Regions from separate parts of the Mus musculus genome. Here region 1 is linked to region 2. Evidence: chromatin loops called from intact Hi-C (ENCODE). Cell type or tissue: heart. All regions are shown on one strand. Each heading gives the region's core, and the rest is flanking DNA. Links, peaks and the distances in the headings are about the cores only. Region 1 has its middle 14 kb from the start of Alg8. Region 2 overlaps Nars2 (asparaginyl-tRNA synthetase 2 (mitochondrial)(putative)).

What was found. Hi-C counts contacts between places; a loop is a spot of excess contacts. Peaks named below come from ENCODE experiments on the same cell type or tissue, not always from the same donor. Only the 100,000 strongest peaks of a DNase experiment are listed, where the experiment ranks them.
Region 1: it touches region 2 in a loop (3-fold over the local background); 5 of 42 quality-filtered maps call a loop at or near these places.

The regions. Positions count from the first base shown.
Region 1 is chr7:97,350,907-97,364,207 of GRCm38, forward strand. No RefSeq gene overlaps it. Among named protein-coding and RNA genes, the nearest start is that of Alg8, 14 kb to the right of the region's middle. In heart, for the core only: no CTCF peak of the experiment used is centred there; DNase peaks (open chromatin) are centred at 4,375 and 6,065; H3K27ac peaks cover 427 bases.
Region 2 is chr7:96,966,710-96,974,709 of GRCm38, forward strand. Nars2 (asparaginyl-tRNA synthetase 2 (mitochondrial)(putative)) reads left to right here. Exons shown (of 14, transcript NM_153591.4): 5 at 6,773-6,853. Among named protein-coding and RNA genes, the nearest start is that of Nars2, 19 kb to the left of the region's middle. In heart, for the core only: a CTCF peak has its summit at 3,882 (motif pointing right); no DNase peak of the experiment used is centred there.

The DNA.
Region 1 (13,301 bases), core at 2,702-10,701, 390 kb after region 2:
CCCCTCACTCCCAGAGGGAGCCGGCTGTGCTCAATCCAGCTTTACCCTTGCTGAGGCTTGCCAGCTCTCTGCTCCTGGCCTAGGTTGTTCCCACACATGCAGCAATCAGAAAAGATGCCAGTGGGAGCACCAAAGCACCTGGATGACCAACCACTGCATGAGGCCTGCCCCCAGCCGGGTCCCTGCATGCTTGAAGACAGCAGTGGCTGCCTCCTTAGGTACCATTCTCTGGCCTGACACCCACAGGACCACCAAATGATCCTCCTATTGCTGTGGAGGCCAAGCCTCGTGATCCTATTTTGCCGTTGGGTCCTGTATTAGTCAGGGTTCTCTAGAGACACAGAACTTACGGAATGTCTCTTGCTTACACCACAGTGTTCCACCTCGGTGCAGCCACCCCCAGCTTGTTTTATTAGCCACTAAATGGGCTGGAGAGTAGCATTTATTAGAATTCACCCAATTTCAGCTTCCTCTTATGAATTATTCCCAACAGGCTGTGTGAATGGTGGATTAGCCAAGGTCAGCTTGTGGGTAGTCTCTTCACAATGACCATCTGGGAAGCCTAGGTCCCCAGGGCCTCAGGCCTGGTGGCAGTGATTGGCAGGGAAATGTGGCCCTCTGGTCATTTCCCAAAAGAAAAAGAAGGGAGGGAGAGGGAGAGGGATTGAAAACAGAGCTATCAAAGGATGGTAGTCAGGTCCTAAAGATCCTAGCTTTAACCACTCCATCTGCCCAGACAGCTGGGTACCCTCAGTCTACTTCAGAACCTTTGGGACAGTGTACGACAGGCCAAGAGTAGAAGTCTGGTGGCACTGAGGAGAAAGATTGGCCAGTCAACGCCAGAGGCTCACTGAGCACCCACAGCTCCCAGGTCCCACCTGACCCAAAGGCTGACTGGATGGACTTTGAGGGAGGTGCTGTCAGCCAATCACATGGGTAACAAATCTGAACCACGGGTGTCTGACTCGCATCCCTGCTGCCAATATTCCCACAGCATTTCTAAGCTTCTCTTACCATTTTCCAATTCTCTGGCAGGCTAGAGTATTCCAAGACACTCTCCTCTATGCCAGGTGCCCTCAGCCTGCCAAGGCCTAGGTTCCCTTTTACTAGGAGCTGGACATAGGCCTAGTTAAGCCACATTTGAAATCCTCTGGGAATCCATGCAGCTAAAGAACAAAGGGTGTGTGCTCTCTCCCAGACCCTAGTGTTGTGTTGAATTTATGTAATAAACACCCTTCGCTACCTCCAAGCGTCTTCATATCCAGTTTCCTCCTGAGGCGTGGGACACGGTGTGCTAGCTCACACTTCTGCCTGGGCTGCCCCTCTACCTCCTTGTCTTCCCAGCAAGCCTCTACTCGTCCCTAGCACTCTGCATAGGCTCTGCTTTCTTCACCAGATGAGTCCTGACCCTCTTGAGCCCCCCTGGACCTCAGGGGGATGTTTATCATTGTTGTTCACCCAACGTGTTAATGATAAACCATCAACAGCCACATCTCTGGGGCAAAGTTGGTAGCCTGCACCAGTCGCCATGGCACAAATGCGCTCGAGTGATTAATTTCAAGCCACCAATGTGGTATCACTGCAAAGGAGAGAAGAGAGGCTCACAGAGTTCGGGAGCCCAGAGTAAGATGTCCCCATCTGCCGGGCAGTAGTGGTGCACACCTTTAATCCTAGCACTTGGGAGGCAGAGGCAAGCGGGTTTCTGAGTTCAAGGCCAGCCTGGTCTACAGAGTGAGTTCCAGGACAGCCAGGGCTACACAGAGAAACCCTGTCTCAAAAAAAAAAAAAAAAAAAAGATGTCTCCATCTCTGCCACTCTTTCTTGTAAGTGAAGGAGCTCTGCCTTGCTGTTTAGACGGAAAGTCCACTGGAACTTTTTCTTGTAGCACAGGGACATCAACCAGTCACAGCCCTATGCTGACTCATCTTGTGTCAGCTTGACACAGAGTCAGCAGAGAGGAGCGAGCCTCAACTGAGAAAATGCCTCCAGATCAGGCTGTATAGATTTGGGTGGGGGCGGGGTGGGGTGGGGGGAGTGCAGGGGTGAGGTTATGTTTCTCTGTTTAGCTTTGACTGTCCTGGAACTAGCTTTGTAGACCAGGCTGACCTTGAACTCAAAGATCCACCTGCCTCTGCCTCCCAAGTACTGAGATTAAAGGTGTGCGCCACCACTGCCCGGCTTTATAAGGCATTTCTTAATTAGTGATTGACTGGGGAGAGCCCAGCCCGTAGTGAATGGTACTGTCCCTGGGCTGGTGGTCTTGGCTTCTATAAAAAGCAGGCTAAGCAAGTTAGTAAGCAACTCTCCTCCACGGCCTCTGTGTCAGTTCCTGTCTTCGGGTTCCTGACATTTGAGTTCCTGTCCTGACTTCTTTTGTTGATGAACAGCAATATGGACGTATGAGCTGAACAAGCCCTTTCCTTCCCAAGTGCTTTTGGTTACTGTATTTCATTGCAGCAATAGTAACCCTAACTAAAACAAGCTCTTTCCAGGCAGAAGTCAGCTTTCTACGGTAAGACCTTTGAAAAGGTGGTTGGGTCATGGGTAGAAACTCATAATTGGATGAGTGACCTTCTAAGGGAGGCTGGAGAGGACGCCCTTGCCCTTTCTACCTCATGAGAGCACAGTGAAAAGATGGCCGTGTATCAGCCAGGGAGGGAACAGCAATACCTCGGATGATAAATGGTCCACAAAAGTCCACGGATGAAAGGCTTGCTTCCCAGGAGCCTTTGAGAGGTGAGTGGTGGGAGGTTCTTAGCTCACTGAAAGGAATTGTGGGTTTGTGTCTCTCTATCTGCCTGCCTGCCTTTCTTCCTGACTTGAGATGTAACTTCTTCTAACACGTACTCCTCCCATGATGTATTACCCTCACCACAGGCCCCACTCAAAAGGAAACTTTTTTTTGAGACAAGTTAGCTATGTAGCCCAGGTTGGCCTCTCAATGCAAGCCTAGACTTGCCCCCAAGTGACAATCCTTCCTTAGCATCCTAAGTGCTAGGACTACACACGTGGATCACCATATCCAATCTAAGGAAACTTGATAGTTACTGGGAATTGAACCCGGGGCTTTGTGCTTGCTAGGTAACCACTAGGTTTTATCCCTGACTACAAAAACCAAATCTCTCTTTATTTCATAAGAACCTATATCAGATACTTTTTATAGTCACGGAAAGCTGATTTAATGCATAGTTTTTCGATGGATACGTAATGTACCTCAATCTTAGACTTAATGGCCTCTAAAACTATGAGGGAAAAAGTTGTATCCTTTAGGGTCTGTTTCAGAGCCAGGATACTCACCAAACTATGTACAAAGCCCTAGGTCCTATCCTCAGCACTGAAACAAGGCTTTCTCCTATTGGTTATAAACCTTTCTGTTTATTATGTTCCCCCCACCCAAACTATGACATCTGCAAACTCTGCTAAACAACAAACATATCCCATAGATGTGATCTGTGAGATCATAAAACCCATATAGCCACATTTGGGAAGGCTGGTGGGAAAGAGAGGCGGGCTCCATGTAGCATGGACCTACCTCAAAAGCAGACTGGCCAGCCTGGTGATGCTTCCAGAGACATATCACCTCGCTCTTTACAACCAAATTTACCTCTCTGCCCTCATTTAACCTCTGAAGAGAAGCTGCTGTAGCTGCACCTGGTTTCATAGATGAAGACACTGGGGTGCAAGCAGGTGAAATGACTTGCCTGTGGTCACACTGAAGTACAGTGCCCTGCACATAATATGCTTTTAGCTAACATTACATTTAATTAAGTAGCATTTAAGTGGCCTAGTTGGGGGAAAAAAAATCTTCCTAGGAACTGATCAGACTGAGTCCCCTTTCAAAGTTATATCCATTCAACTGTGAAGCCAAGGACAGAATAGGATGCCCAGTGCCAAGGCTCACAATCAGACTTTCCTTTTGCAAATGACTTTGAGTGAATCTCTTCACTGTCCTGGGCCTGAAAGCTTCCTCAGCAAAATGCAACATAGCAGCTATTCTATCTACGAGCTAGAAGTCTTTTTCTAGCCAGAGCTGGATGGTAAGATCACCTTCCTACCATAGAAACATCCCAGCAGAGCTCAGAAAAAGCCATGTTTGGTTTCAGGCATCTGTCAGGCAGAGGACTGGACTCTTGTGTTTCCAGTCAGCCTTTCATCTTGTGTCATGAACGTGTAACCAAGATGCTAAGTTGATGAGCCATCATAAGACTATTTTACACTGTGTTTCCCAGTGTGGACTGGATTGCACTAAGTGCTATAGGGATAAGTGGCCAGGCAAAGTGAAGTCACTCAAAGAGTAGGTCACACCAGGAGCCCTCGAGAAGCTTTTGTGAGGGTGTGGCTCATGGTGTCGCTGCCTCCTTGACAGGAAGCCAGAGTAGACAAGCAACGCTCCCAGACCCAACTTTGCTGAGGAAGACAACAGGCTCATTTTTAATCAGCTGGTGACAGAAAGCAGAACCTTCAGGGACTTTCCAGAATGTCACATTTGTTGGCTACTTTTGGCACAGAATCAAAAACACTAAGTTGAAAGCAAGCTTGGGACAGGCCACTTAAGATGGAGAGGAAAGAGATCTGCTGTAAAAGTCCAACAGAGAAAGTTTGGATCCTGGCTCTGCCGCGCACCTTGAAACAGCAGCACTGTCCTGTTCAGTCTCGATGGCGGTGTGTAGAAATGGACATGAAAATGCCTGCAGTCGGGAAGATGACCAGCTGAGGCCAGCCTGTGCTGCCACAGAGAGTGCGACTGCCTCCTGCCTGCATTCTTTGTTTTTCTCTCCAGGCAGCTGTAGCCATGGGAGGTCCTCAGCTCGGTAAATTTCGCAAGGCCAGACTCCAGGGCCCCTGACGCCTCTCCTCTCTTACCCACTATGCTGTACATAAAAGCTTCTCTTCATACTTGGAAGCCTTTCTCCTTTCAACCCCTTGGTCAGTGAGTAGTAGCTCTGAAACAAGAACTCAAAGCCATAGGTTCATTTCCTAGGACCCACCAAAACTCAAGTGGGACATAAGCAGTGCTTAGATTTCCCTAACAGCCAGATTTGGATAGTTCTGCCAGTGATTGCCAGCCTGACCCTACACCTTCTACTCCTTTGCAGAAACCTGATATTGAATATCAGCCAGACTCTTAGGCTCCACCCAAATACCCACACCGCTCCTTCTTAAGTAGATCTTGCTGCCAAGAGCCAGAAAACTAGACATACTATCTCTCATCGATCAATACATATATTTGTCTCAAATTCCAGTATCAATAAAATCAGGATAAAACTTAACAATTAAGAGTCTAATTATCAGCTTCTATTCCTATGTGATAGAACATAAAATCAGCTTGTGTCTTGCCGTTGTCATAGGTGAAGTAAAATCCGTCGTGGCCTAGCTAAAACCCTCACTGTGAGTCTGTGCAGTTCCCTGCACTGTTTAGGCTCACTTCTTCCTGAGTTTACCATCTTATCGCCACCCATTCTCCCACCTAGGCCATGAAGCTGGCCATCAGCCAGCCAAGCAGAGAGGCCTTCAAAAAAATCAACCCTGCTGACACCTTGTTCAAGGGCCCCAAGACTCTGGAGAAATGAGGAAATCATCTGCCTTTGTTTAAGCTGTCCAGCCTTAATTACTTTGTCCTAGAAGCCCTGTGAGAGGAGAAGGAACTGGAAGGAGGCCAAGAGGGAGGGAGAATCTTGCACTCCCGTTTTCTGCGCTGCAAACCATGCCCAGGTCCCAGGACACAATGAGGCAGAGCAAGGGAAACCATACCTGGAGCTCCCATTGATACTCTAGAGGCTGCTAAAATCTGCATGCTTTCTGCTTTGCTTGAAAGATTTTTCTAGTTAGGCATGAGTCCTAGCACTTGGATCCCTGTGAGTTTGAGGCCAGCCTGATCTACATAGTGAGCTCCAGGATGGCCAGGGCTCCATAGAGAGACTCTGTCTTAAAAAGAAAAAATACATATAAATCCAGACAAGCCAGAAGAAAACTTCCTCTCCAACGGAAAGAGGAAGGAGGACCTGCTTGGTGAGTTCTGTCCAAGTTGAGTCAGTGCCCTGCTGGCCAGTCCCCAGCTAGAGTCTGGAGTGGTTTGTTCTCATGTGTTTGAGGACTGGGTCAGCAGAATACATCTCAGGATTGTTTGTCTGTTTGCCCTTGTTGCCTCATGACTCCAGACAAGAATGCCAAAACTCATTCTCCCACCAGCACGCGCCAAGAAGTCCTCTTAGGGATAAAATGCCAAGATTAATGTTAAAAGGCTCAAAGACTTTCCCAAATGTCCCATGCCCGTGAGCTGGTAGGAAAGCCAGCAAGGGGCAGGAGGCAAGAGTTCCAGGGCCCGGCCTTGGCTCTTTCTCTGACAGGCTGTGTAATGCAGATCTGTTGTTTTGCCTCTCTGGCCTTGTTTCTGTGTGAGGGAAGCAATGGGGCCAGATATATAAACAGGTCCTTCCCCATCCAAGCACAGTAATGAGTGCCAGGGAGACTGGGGCACGAGCCTAGGATATATTCAGTTTCAGAAAAATCATCGACCAAGGTGGGCAGCAACCAGTAAGGAAGCAAAGCAGGGAGAAGAGCAGCCCCCTTCCCTGGCTGGAGAGCTAGGCAGGGTCTGGAGGGGAGTATCTGAACTGAACTTTAAGGAAAGAGCAAAGTCAAGTTTACAACAGTTACAAAAGAGCAGTGCTGGAGGCAGAGAAGGGTCTGGGCATCTAGACACGGCTCTAGGATTTGCAAGTTATGTCGCTTCTGTGCCTGATTCCCTCATTCACTGGGTACTTAGCATATGAGAGGCCCTAATTCAATAATATTCAACATACACACACGCACAAACACATATGTTGCACTTATAACTCTGGAGAGTTTTGTGTGCTATGTTAATTCAGCCAGGCACACATCACTAAACTGGAGCCAGAGTCTCTCTCTAAGTAATTGCCTCCAACTGGGATGCTAAGGCATTTTTGAGTGAGGAAAGACAGCAAAGATTTTGGTGGACCCTGTCCATTCAGGTTTCTATCCTTCCTCATCGTGCAACCATTACATAGCAGAAAGAGGGCTTGCCCTGAGGAGCCTACATTCAAATGTGAGCAGATAAGCCCTCTGCTCCTCATAATTCAACACGACACAGCTGCCACCAGACTTCAGTCATCCACACACCACCTGCCCTGGGGGTCAGGGATGACTAAATGGAAAGTAACAAAGAGCCACATGAAGCCTGGGATGGTGGCACACACCTGTAATCCTGTCCCCGAGGAGGCAGGAGCAGGGTGGCAAGTTCAAGGCTGTCTTTCCCATGCCTCTTAAACTTCTACTATTTGACAGTTCCATGCATGTATACACTGAGTAGGAGCATTTTCACCCCCATGGCCCATCTCATTCCCCACTGCTCCTTCTTTCCCCCAGCAAGCCTCTCTGGCTTTGATGCCTTTTGTTGTTTTGGATCCACTAAGCTTAACTATGGTTGCTTGCATGTGCAGAAATGGGGCTCAGTTACTGAAATATGAGCAACTCATCAGAGGCAACTAAGGAAAGGACAGCCCGTCCCACCTAACTTTTTCACTATTAGCACAAATTTTAACCAGGTAGTTGACCAGACTCACCCCAAACATATATGCGTGCATTTGTGGTTATCAGATTCCTCTGCTTCCTCACAGCAAACTGGTCACATGACCGAAGGACGGTGTGGAGCTTTCAAGATGGTTCAGCAGGTAAAGGCATTTGCTGCCAAGCCTGATGACTTGAGTTCTATTTCTGGTATCCACATGGGTAGAAGAAGAGAACTGTCTCTAGCAAATTGTCCTTTGATCTCCACACATTTGTTATAGCATATATACACACACACACACACAAACACAAATTCACAAATACATACTCACTCACATGATAGATGGATGGATGGATGGATGGATGGATGGATGGATGGATGGATAGATAGATAGATAGATAGATAGATAGATAGATAGATAGATAGATAGATAGATAGATGGATGTGAAACTTTTCTGGGAAATGTCTCTATTGTGAAGGAATATGACTTTCTTTCTATACCTCCCTTTCTTCTGCTACCTGAAATGTCAGGTGTATGTAGTAGCAGTCATCAGAGACCACACTATGAAGACTGCAGCCCCAGGATGATGGGCGACAACAGAAGAGCAACCTGGTTTTGATATCATGGCATGCTGGGCCATGGGCTACATTTACACTTCCATCTATGAAAGAGACTAAATACTGTCTTAGTAGATTTTGACTGCTATATAATAAAAATAGCATAAGTTAGATAACTTAAGAAATACACACATATTTCTCATAGTTCTGGAGGTTGAGAAGTCTAAGATCCAGGTACTGACCACACCAGGTGTGGTGTTTAGTGAGGCCCCACTTCTGGGTTTGCAAACACCACCATTCCACTAATCGTATCCCATGAGGAGTTCTACTCTCATGGCTTACTCGCCTCCCAAAGGCTTATTTCCAAATACAATAAGCATGGGAGTAGATTAAGGTCTTTTTTTTTTTATGGTTTTAGAGCTTTATTATGGAAAGGCAGGGGGAAAAGAAAAGGTAAGGGAGAGAGAGAGAGAGAGAGAGAGAGAGAGAGAGAGAGAGAGAGAGAGAGGAGAGAGAGACCAGCCATGGCCAAGAGGAGAGAAGGTGGAAAAGGAGAGAGAGAGAGAAGAAAAGTTAGAGAGTCAAGAGGGAAAGAGAAGAAGAGAGTAAGAGGAGAGAAGAGGAGGAAGCGAGGAGAGGAGGAATCGAGGAGAGGAGAGGAGAGGAGAGGAGAGGAGAGGAGAGGAGAGGAGAGGAGAGGAGAGGAGAGGAGAGGAGAGGAGAGAAGAGGAGAGATTAAGGTCTTAATGTGAATATTGGTCTGGGATGAAAACTCTCAGTCCATAGCTTCATGGTAATAAAGGGCTAGGGGTAGACCCTGGAAGACTGTGTCAAGTTACAGGAGGTGGCTGGGGAGGGTATATTTGAGACATAGACAGTTTTATTAAAATTCTAGCATTCAAAAGTCTAAAGCAGGAGAAGGCCATTCTGGTCTTCAATAATGACTTCAAGGCTAGCCAGCCTGAGCTACAAAGTGAGACCTGATAATAATAATAATAATAATGATAATAATAATAATAACAATAACAATAATAAGACAACAACTAAGAAGAAGGAAAGGAAAAGGAGAAATAAATAATAAACACCACCAACTGCGGTGGGAGATGGTCAGAGCTTGCTCCTCTGGTTTCAAAAAGTGTGAAATCTAGAACCAAGTACAATACATGGCTCCTTCTGAAGACTGGGGTTCAAGTCTTCTTGAAAGAGATTCATGTTAAGGAAAGTGTTTTTATTGCACAGGAATTGCTGCTGTGCCACACCCCACACTTCAGTTTAACCATAAATGCCCGAGCCATTGTCAGTACCACTTGAGCCAGTACTCCTGGTCACTCTTCACAGTGGGGTAAGTGCCACCTTTCACCCCTGACGTTCTTCTGCATTGTCTTGCTCCAAAGACTCTGGCGCTGTGTGCGGTCTGGGGCAAGGGAAGTGAGTCCTTTGTACACAAACTTCATTCATTCCAATGTGTCGAGCCATCTTGATTCTTCAAAACCTAGCTCAGTCAGTCAGTTCCTTCTCCAAACACTTTTCCCCTTACATCCCTTCCTGGGTCCCTCTTGTTTATTAATTATTATTAATAGTAATGACATTAGGCCATTGTAAAGAGCAACACATCTTGCTAAGTCATATACAAACATAATTATCCAATTGACTCTTACAATGACCTTCTAAGACAGGTGCTATAACAAACAATGTATGGCTGAGAAAGCTGAAGCAAAGAAAGGGGATATCTGAGACATAGATTCCTTAAAATATATCACACGCCAAGGTCAGAGATCTGGTGAGTGACCAAATCGGGATCTGCACTATGCGTAGCCCTAGCGTTATCTATGGAGACACTGCCAGGATCCTTCCTGGAGGGACCCTGAGTGTCCTGGGACCATCAGGAGTGGCGAAGGGCCATGGCTTCTCACTGTCTCTCTAGGAAGCACCACCAAAGCCATTGCTACTGGCTTCTCTTCTAAATGCAAGTCCTCCTCCAACCCAGCTTTTATGTGTCTTTAGAATTTCTGGACTTGGCTTCTGAATAATCTTTGCAGGAGCAAGTCAGCAATTTGTGGTTTCCCGGCAAGGGCTCTGTGCTCCATTATAGAACTTGGCTTGTTTGCATTTCCATTATGAGGCAGGGCACCAGCCTGGGTCTCAATTACCCAGGCAACCTGAAGCTATTCTGGTTGAGTCCTGTGGTCAGTCACCTGCCCCGAGCCCTCTGAGTACAACCCACAGGATAGGACAGAAGATCCAGCCCCACTATCAGAAAGATAAAACCCAAGCAAATCTGTGATTCTTACTCAGAAAAAAACGACTGTTATGGTGGAGGTGTTTCATGTGTTCTTTTGGTAGTTAGAAGGTAGTAAACAAATAGGTTAAATCCAAAGTGGCAGTGTGGTCGGGTGAAGCAAGCACTCACACTGTCAGTACCGGCAGGCAGCAAACTAATGCCATCTCTGGGAAAAACAAACGGTACTGTTTCTTTTCCAACTGTGCAGACCCTCTAATGCAACACTTGCACTTGATAGGAATTCATCTTACAGATATCCTTGCATATTTGTGGTCTATGCACAAATATATTTGCTCTACTCACTTTTTTTAAGGTTTATGTATTATACATGCGGCATTATGCCTGCAGGTATACCTGCAGGCCAGAAGAGGGCACCAGATCTCATCAGAGAAGGTTATGCGCCACCATGTGGTTGCTGGAAATTGAACTCAGGACCTCTGGAAGAGCAGTCAGCGCTCTTAACCTCTGCACCATCTCTCCAGCCTCACTCTATTAGCTTTATTTCTTGTTTGTGCATACATGAACTTGTGTGTGTGTGTGTGTGTGTGTGTGTGTGTGTGTGTGTGTGTGTGTGTGTGTGTGTACACGAGTGTTTGGAGGCCAGAGGTCAACACTGGGTGTCTTCCTCAGTGGCACCTTCACATGTATTTATCTGCTTAATTATATTTGGGAGTGGTGAAATGGCTTAGCCACTAAGGGAACTTGCCAACAAACGTGGTAACCTGAGTTTGATCCTCAGAACCCATAGGCTATAAAAAGAGAACTGAATTCCACTGGTTGGCCTCTGAGTGTGGCATGCCTATGCACACAGACAGACAGAGAGACATACAGACATATAGGTAGATGATAGAGATAGATAAAGAAATATGTAAAATAATAAATAATAATAAATAAATAATAAATAAATAATAAAAATAAGATAAAGTAATTAAATAATTACTTTATCTTAAAATTTATTTATCTTAGTGCCTGTGAGTACCCCCAGCCCAGCCGTGGGGAAGGGGGTGTTTGGAGGAGGGAGCAGGGAAATGTGCTTGCTGCATAGGCCTGGCAACCTGAACTCAGATCTCTGGAGCCCGTATGAAAAAGCCAGATGCAGTAGTACACAACTGTAATCCCCAAGAAAACTCTCCCATGAAAAGAAAGCAAGAATTGACTCCTGAGGTGGTTCTCTGAATCCACACACACACAAAGATGAAGTAAGTAAATAATATTTTAAGAAATATATAAGAACCAGCAGATGGCTCAGCAGGTAAAAAAAAAATGGTGACAAAAGAACATACTTTATATTTGAAATTTAAGAGATCAAATTTTAGACATTCTGACTACATGAAATAAGTTTTAGCTTCATATCATCAGTCTACAATATATTCACATACCTCTCCAATATTTAAAATTATATGTTAATTAACATATTAATTGGGTGCACACCTGCAGTGTCAGTACCTGGGAGGCTCATATGGAAAGGCTGTAAGTTCAAGACCAGCCTAGACTGGAGATACAGCTCAGTTAATAGCATGCCTGCCTAGTATTCTGGAAGCCTTGGATTCAACCCCTACCACCAAATAAAGTGGGCATGGTGGTACTACCTTCAAGTCCAGCACTTGGGGAGTAAAGGCAGGAGGCTCTGAAGCTCACTACTGAGTCAATCCTTACAAAGCAAGCATTCAGCTCAGTGCATGGAGCACAGGTAAGGTACACATTTTTTTTGTTTGGTTGGTTTTTTTACTCTGGTTTTTTGAAACTGAACTTTAATCTGAAGCCCAGGCTAGCCTAGCATTTACTATGTAGCCTAGGCATGCCTTGAACTTGTGGCAGTCCTCCTGAGTCAGCCTCCTAAGTACCAGGATTGCATCCATGAGTCTCCATGCCCGTCAAGGTAAACATTGACATGGCTGTGTTTCCCAAAAATGTGCGGCCTATCGTGGAAGCAGAAACCTCAACAGAGGTCTAGTAAGAACTGTAGTTTGGATATGAAGAGGAGAAAAGAAGGGTTAGAAAATAAAGTAACAGAGCAACAGCTGGAGATTCTGAGGAAGCATGAGGCTAACAAGAATTCTGAGGGGGGTGAAGAGGGGGAAGGGAGAGGGAGAGGGAAGAGAGGGAGAGGGAGGAGAGGGAGAGGAGAGGGGGAGGGGAGGGGAGAGGGAGGGGGAGGGGGAGGGGAGAGGGGAGGGGAGATGGTCAAGTACTAATAGTAACAATAGCTAATGGTAACATGGTGCTATATGCTAGGAGATCCTGGGTGTTCCCATCTGTCTTAGTCAGGGTTTCTATTCCTGCACAAACATCATGACCAAGAAACAAGTTGGGGAGGAAAGGGTGTATTCGGCTTACACTTCCATACTGCTGTTCATCACTAAGGGAAGTCAGGACTGGAACTCAAGCAGGTCAGGAAGCAGGAGCTGATGCAGAGGCCATGGAGGGATGCTCTTTACTGGCTTGCTCAGCCTGCTCTCTTATAGAACCAAGACTACCAGCCCAGAGATGGTCCCACCCACAAGGGGCCTTTCCCCCTTGATCACTAATTGAGAAAATGCTTTACAGTTGGATCTCATGGAGGCATTTCCTCAACTGAAGCTCCTTTCTCTGTAATAACTCCAGCTGTGTCAAGTTGACACAAAACTAGTCAGTACACCATCTCATAACACACTTCACTAAACAATACTGAGGGGTGCGTACTGACATCTTCCTCACGTCATGAGAACAGAACTGTGGAAAAAGTAAACCATGCGCCCAGCAGCTGACCACGCCTCCATGAGCCAAGACCCCACACAACAGAGTCGGCTGCAAGTCTTCTTTCTTTAAATATTTTTTTTTAGATTTACTTATTTTATGAGTGTTTACCAGTGTGAATATCTGTGTGTCCACCATGTGGATGCCTGGTGCCCTTGGAGGTCAAAAGAAGGCGTTGGGTCCTCTGGTACTGGAGTT
Region 2 (8,000 bases), core at 1-8,000:
CTGTTGAAGCTTGTTTTGTGACCAATTATATGGTCAGTTTTGGAGAAGGTACCATGAAGTGCTGAGAAGAAGGTATATTCTTTTGATTTAGGGTGAAATGTTATGTAGATATTGTTATGTTCTGTAGATATTGTTATTCCCAGCTCGTGGGATTCCCAGAAGAACTCTAAGAACTGCTGACCTGATGTAGTGAAACAAAAGAGCCTTTTTATTCCAGTCAGACTCGGATTGCAAACCTTCCTACTGCCCAGGATAGGAGTGCAACCCTATGTCTAGGGCCTTGCTGATTTTATACAGGCATAAACAGGGATTCTTAGTCTTCGGGATGAAGGGGCTATGGGGGAGGTGACAAGGGAAGTTATCCTTCAAACATGATTGTTCAGGCAGGGGGGCAGGATCCTGCAACTGGGAAGGGGTACTCTTCTGACCTGGGAAGAGTCTTTAAGGTCCTATCAGGGAAGTAACTTTATGGTCCTATCAGGAACTAGTATGGTTTTGTTTTGTTTTGTTTTTGTTTTTTTACAAACTGGCCACAGCTGTCTGGAAACGCTTAATTGCCCTCCTCTCATGGCCCAAATGTGAGGCACTTATTATCTCTTCAAGAATGCTTAGTCTTCAATTCTCCCAAGGACAGGCACCACCTGCACTGGGAAGTGCTAGCCCCTGCAACACTGGGCTGAGGGATGTTTATTCTTAAGCAGGCATCTGTCACTCCCAGGGGGGTTGTGTGTGGGGGTGTTCGTTAGGGAGTGCTACCATGAAAATGGGATAGCAATATTTCCGTGCCAGATTGGGCCCTCTCTGAAAAGCTGGGGAGGGGAGGGGGTGTTCTGTGAGAAAGGCTTCCTGCACCCCTTCAGCTATATCTGTTAAATCCATTTGGTTTATAACTTCGGTTAGTTTCACTGTGTCTCTGTTTAGTTTCTGTTTCCATGACTTGTCCATTGATGAGAGTGTTGCATGAGGTTCAATGTGTGCTTTGAGCTTTAGTAACATTTCTTTTTCAAATGTGGGTATTCTTGCATTTGTGGCATAGATATTCAGAATTGAGAGTTCATTTTGGTAGATTTTTCTTTTGATAAGTTGAAGTGTCCTTACTCATCTTTTTTGAAAACTTTTGGTTGAAAGTCGATTTTATCAATATTACAATGGCTACTCCAGCTTATTTCTTGGGACCATTTGCTTGGAAAATTTTTTCCAGCCCTTTACTTTGAGATAGTGTCTGTCTTTGTCACTGAAGTGTCCTGTATGCAACAAAATGCTGAGTTCTGTTTATGTATCCAGTCTGTTATTCTGTGTCTTTTTATTGGGGAATTGAGTCCATTGATATTATGAGATATTAAGGACCAGTGATTGTTGCTTCTTTGTTAGAGGTAGAATCATGTTTGTGTGGCTCTCTTCTTTTGGGTTTGTTGTGAGAAGATTAATTTCTTGCTTTTCCTTAGGTGTAGTTTCCCTCCTTTTGTTGGAATTTTCCTTCTATTTTGTAGGGCTGGGTAAGATACTATTTAAATTTTGTCACGGAATAGCTATGGTTTCTCCATCTATGGTAACTGAAATTTTTGCTGGGTATAGTAGTCTGGGCTAGCATTTGTGTTCTCTTAGGGTCTGTATAACATCTGTCCAGGCTCTTCTGGCTTTCATAGTCTCTGGTGAGAAGTCTGGTGTAATTCTGATGGGTCTGCCTTTATATGTTACTTGGCCTTTTTCCCTCACAGCTTTTAATACTTTCTCTTTGTTCGTGCATTTGGTGTTTTGATTATTATGTGATGAGAGGAATTTATTTTCTGGTCAGATCTATTTCTTGTATGTTCGTGGGCATCTCTTTCTTTAGGTTAGGGACGTTTTCTTCTATAATTATGTTGTAGATGTTTGCTTGCCCTTTGAGTTGGGGATCTTCACTCTCTTATACCTATTGTTCTTATTGTTTGGTCTTTTCATTGTGTCTTGGATCTCCTGATGTTTTTCATTAGAAGCTTTTTGCATTTTGTATTTTCTTTGACTGTTGTGTCAATGTTTTCCATGGTATCTTCTGCACCTGAGATTCTCTCTTCTATCTCTTGTATTCTGTTGGTGATGCTTGAATCTATGACTCCTGAAAATTTCTAGGTTTTCCATCTCCAGGGTTGTCTCCCTTTGTGATTTCTTTATTGTTTCTATTTCCATCTTTAGATCCTAGATTGTTTTGTTCAATTCCTTCACCTGTTTGGTTGTATTTTCCTGTATTTCTTTAAGGGATTTCTGTGTTTCCTCTTTAAGGGCTTCTAGCTGTTTACCTGCATTCTCCTGTATTTCTTTAAGGGTTTATGTCCTTCTTAAAGTCCTCTGTCATCATCATGAGATGGGATTTTTAGATTAGAATCTTGCTTTTCTGGTGTGTTGGGATATCTAGGGCTTGCTGTGGTGGGAGAACTGGCTTCTGATACTAAGTAGCATTGGTTTCTGTTGCTTGTGTTCTTGAGCTTGTCTCTCACCATCTGTTTATCTCTGATGTTAACTGGCTTTGCTGGCTCTGGCTGGAGCCTGTCCTGCCTGTGAGCCTGTAAGCCTGGGTGTGTCAGAGCTTCTGGGGGTCACGCTGTCTTGGGTGTGTTTGGGGTGTGGAGGGCTGTAGCACAGGGTCCACTCCTGGGCACAGATATAAATCTGTGCAGATGCAAATCAGAAGCTTCAAATACAGAACACAGGTTTAGTTTTAAAATTATGAACTTATATATGTTTAATGCCTCACCTATAAGTTAGTTTTGATTAATCTGTTGCATTTTTCCTCTTTGTATCCTTTTGATTTTCAGTTGCTACCAGATGATGTGGATTTTACCTTGTGAGTACAGGGTATTTATAAAGGTTCTCAGTTTGTGTTCTGGTATATCATTAAGTTACTTGAAAACTATTCAGTACTTTTGGTCTATCATGTCTAAAAGAGGGCTCAGTGTACTACTGATTATTTGTTATGGTCTAGGCCTCAACCTTCCTAAGGCTGTGACCCTATAATACAGTTCTGCATGTTGTGGTGACCCCCCCAATCATAAAATTATTTTTGTTTCTACTTCATAACTGTAATTTTGCTACTGTTGTGAATCATAATGCAAATATCTGTGTTTTTTGTGAAAGGGTCATTTGACTCCCAAAGTGGTTGCCCCACACTGATAGAGGCAAGCCTTCCTGATTATTCTATCTGGCTGTGTGAGCATCCAGCCAACAAGCAAATACTGGTCCCTGTCTCTGCCAATCTCTGTGGACTATTCTGTTCACAACTTTGCATAGTTTCTTCTGTCTTGTGCTAATCAGTTCTGTACCTGACACACCTGGGCAGCACTCTAGCCATCTGGTTCCCACATGTCTGAGATTCTGCCCTTTGAACTGCAGCCATTTTGTTTCTGCAGACTCTTGACAGTTCCTTGACAGTGTTCAGAGAAGAGGGTGGATCCAGTCTCCCACTTTGGTCATATTTGTGGGAGGACAGTGGTGAGCCAGTAGATAAAGCCTGTGCTATTTTCCTGTGTCAGTCTCGTTCTGCCTCACCAGGACACTTCTTGCTTCTTGGAAAGGTCCACTAGAGCTCATTTCTGGAAGACTACCAAAGAGCATCATAGCTTTAAGGCAAATAGTTTTGATTAAACAGAGGAAAGTAAATTATAAGTATGCAATTTTATCCCATTATACTTTAAAAGGGCCTATTTACATGTCATCTCCTAAATTTATTTATTCACCTTTTATATGACTTTTAATAGTACTTGACCCAGACAAATATAAAATCTCTCTAGAGCTAAAGAGAAAGGGTGGCGGCAGTGGTGGTGTGTGTGTGTGTGTGTGTCCCACACTTTAAATAACTGAGAAGAGACCTGCTTTAGAACAGTTTTATATAGTTTTGGCCACTAGATGGTGCTATTGACAAGCCATCAATCCACTGACAAGTAAACTTTACCTACTTTTGTATATTTCTTTATTATTTTGAGCTTTCATAAAATCTGAAAATAATTTAAAATATAGAGCAGACTATAAAAATCTGACATAAGAAAAACAATTAAATGGTTGGAAGTAATTTTAGCATTGTTAATAGTTATAAAGTCAAGACACTTAAATGCTGTAAATTTACCTTTTAGTTTTTAAAAAATATATATTTGATGTGTATGTGTGTTTTGCTTGTATGTATGTGTGTGCAGCGCATGCATTCTAAGGCCTCGAATGCCAGGATGTGGCTTGAGGCCCCCAGGAACCAGAGTGAAGAAAGGGATGTTGGTGAGCACCATGTAGGTGTAGTGACTCGAACCCAGGTCCTCTGGAAGAACAAGCATGCTCTTAGCACTGGCCAAACCATCTCCCCAGCTTCTCACTTTAAAGTTTTTAATTATATTAAAAACATATAATCCTAATGTTTCATTTTGTGGTGTCTGCTTGTGTACATGACACTTTGAAATGTATATTTTCAAGAAGTCACTAGAGCCAGAGTGTGTTGGTTCATGGCTGTAATCTCAAGTACTAAGGACACTGAGGCAGGCTTGCCAGAAGTTGTGGTTAGTAATTATCACTTCAACCAGGGCTGCATAGTAAGATTATGTCTCAGAAACCCACAAAAAGGGCCATTGTTGTACTTATTAATAATGGTTGCATATTACCTAGTATTTGATATTGTTTCTTTGATTTATTACTGTAAGCTTATAAAAGATGTTAAAATTTCATAAATTCCAGACCTATCAAATTTGTTAATATAGTAAAAACTGGGGATTTGAATCTTATTCTAAGCTAGGATTCTGTAACCATCTAAGTCATTCTTTGGTTTGAATATCAAAAATGATTTTGTGCAGACTGGGGCTGCGGTCCGGCTGCCCCTGTCCTGGGAAGGCCTCAGTCACTGGCTCAGTCAAGGCGGACACTGCGCATCCACCTCCCCTTGCGCTCACTCTTCGTCGGATCTGCCTTTCTCGCCCACTGTCTTCCTCAGACTTCGCTTGTGCTGCTTGTACTGCCCTAACTTTGGGTTTGCCCTGTTATAGCGTTGGTAATGGATTTGGTGAGCTTTGCTGGCAGCATTAAAACTTGCAAACTGATGGCCTCCTGGAGCAGCTTGACGCCCGTGTTCTGTCAGCTCCGTGTTGTTTACCTCGCATCTGCTGCTGCTTCACACGGCAGCTCCCCAGCGCTGGAGCTGGCAACTGTAGTCGGCCGGCCGTTACGTTTCTTCTCCCACCCTCGTTTCCTTTGGATTTTTCACTTCCTTTCTTTGTTTACTGTGCTCATGCTCAGAGTTGCCTGCACTCACATGGAATAAATGATTCATGTCCATAATTCTTGGTTCATAAGAAATACAGTTTTTATGCAATAATCGTATTGATTGTGTTTCATTGATCCTTTCTAGTGTGCTGTGTGCGGCACCTTTAAGCACGCTGCTTTTAGGTTAAGTGCATATTTGAATAATTTCTGGAAGCCGTAATTTATATCTTGAATGTTTAACCAGTCCATATCTATGTAAGTTGTTGGTTAAATAATTTCTTTTGTGGTCAGAACTCTTGAATTCAGAGAGGGTCATACTTGGAAGGTCTTCCTCTGATTATGCCTAAAGATGTTTTTACGTTCTACTCAAGATAGGCAGAACCTGGCAAGGATGCAGATGCATGAATTTATTGTATTGATTTCAAGGCTGAAGTTCTGCATTAAGTAGATAGCATTCTGCCTGTATACTGTAAAGTTTCTTTTGGCTGTCTGCACTTCCATCCTGCCACATCCATTCTGAATGTAACCTTTTGCCTGCATGCATAGTCAGAATGAGAGAAGCATAACCTTGAAGGTGATGGGTTATTTCAATCCTGCTAGCAACAGCGTTTGTGGTTCACTAATGGAAATAGTCGCAGACTTTTGATCGGAAGGACTGCAGTTGGGCGCCTCTGTGATGGATGGGCTTGCTCCCCTCACAATGTTCTATAGGCAGGGGAAGTACGATCACTGCCTGTGTCATGTGCAGTATGCACTGTACCATCGATTCAGTGACAGAGACTTGTTAGACCTTCCTCCCTCTTCCTCTTTAGTCCCTTTTTATCAGCCGTTATCTTCTCCTTCTTGATGGCTCCTTACTGCTGAGGCTTCATTTCAAGATAACTTCATATTGTTCATTGGCATTCTGTTAGCAGTGTGGGCAATGCCATTCCACAATAGCCTTGGATGAAAGATTATCCTCATTATGTCAGGACTGAGCAGGAGAAATAGCATTAGAGAGAGACAGACAGACAGACAGGCACAGAGACAGACACAAAGAGGGAGGGAGGGAGGGAGGGAGGGAGGGAGGGAGAGAGAGAGAGAGAGATCATCGCTAAAGAGCCTGTGCTCTACCCCTGGCCTAGCTACTGACTAGTTGCCTAACTTGGAAATTCAGGAGATCTCTCTAGAATAGGGATTGCTTATTTTTGAAATTAAGTAGTTAGACAAGGTACATCTAAGTCTGTTATATATTTGAAGTTTTTGTATGCTTCTAAGTATAATTAAGCATTCAACTCTCCAAGTATGATAATGAATGCATATAAACCCAGCACAAGAGGCTGAGAGACAGGAGGATCAAGAATTCAAGGCCAGCCTGTCGCATTCCATAGCAAACCCCTCTCAAACACCCATAAACAAAAAAAACCCCACTTGCCTGATCTTTGAACCGTGTTGTATTTGGAGAGTTGTGGAGAGCTGCATGACAGCAGGATGTTGGTGCCATTTTAATAGTAAAACACAGCATTGGGTCTTGGGGTTCTTTCACATACAGATGTACTGAAGAGTTCTCCTTCTCTTCCAGGACAATGGCTTTGTGCACATTCATACCCCAGTACTCACATCCAACGACTGTGAGGGGGCCGGAGAGCTTTTTCAAGTGGAGGTAAGCTGTATTCCCCTCTTACCGCTGCTTAATATTTTTCTTTAAGGATTTACTTTAAATTTAATAATGGTTATGTGGACTGAAGATCATGGCTAGCACCTGAAGCTTTCAGTAGTAATCCTTGAACAACATTCACACAGCTCCCGTCTCCTGTTATTCCACTGGAGCTAGAAGGGGTGAATTTTTAACTTAGCATTCTGTTTGCTTTTTCATGGAGTATATATGTCAATGAAATCAGAAAGGGAGGAGTATTTAGAGTCAGGAAGGGAACCAGGGAGGCAGGACAGGAGAATGACAGGAAGAAGGGTTGTAAATAAGAACAAAACATTATAATATATGCATATCTATAAAATGTCACAATGAAGCCCATTTCTTTGTATGCCAATCAAAAAAATGAAAAAGTAGAGTAAAAATCAAAGTAGATTAGAAAAATAAAAAAGAGTACAAAAGTATGCATATAAAGAAAGATTTTTCCAAAATTGTAAAAGAATACATTTTTTTCATAAGATTCACCTCCTAAAATAGGTTTTTTCTCTGTTCAACTTTATTTTAGTTTTGAGCATATTTTTCCAACATGTCTCCCACCCTCTTCTCTGTACCCTGGTTTCTCCCCTTTGTCCCCTATACAGTTTTGCTTCTGCTTTCAGGTCATATATACATACGTGTTTTATGTACTAATATAAAATCTAGAAATCAGTAATGAGATAAAATGTGATATTTGTCTAAGGTAGACTTAATGTCGTAGCCCTGCCTGCATCCATTTTTCTGCAGATAGCATCTTTGTTCTTTATGACTGAAAAAAAAAATTCCATTGTGTAGGCAGGGAAATTAGCTCCTTTGATAGAATACTTACCAAAGCCTTGGGTTCAAATCCTACTATCTCATGAACTAGATGTGGCAATGAATATTTGTAATTCCAGCACTGGTGAGATGGAAGTGATGGGATCGGAAGTTCAAGGTGATCTTCAGCTCTAAAGCAAGTTCAAAAGTAGTCAGGCTACATAAAACTTGTCTTTAAAAGACTCCCGTTGTGCATAAGTACCGTACTTTTGATGATGAACCCTTAGGTGGTTTTATTACTTAGCTATTATGAATAGCATTGTAATAAACATTAGTGTGCAAGAATTTCTTTGAAGTCTTTCAGGTA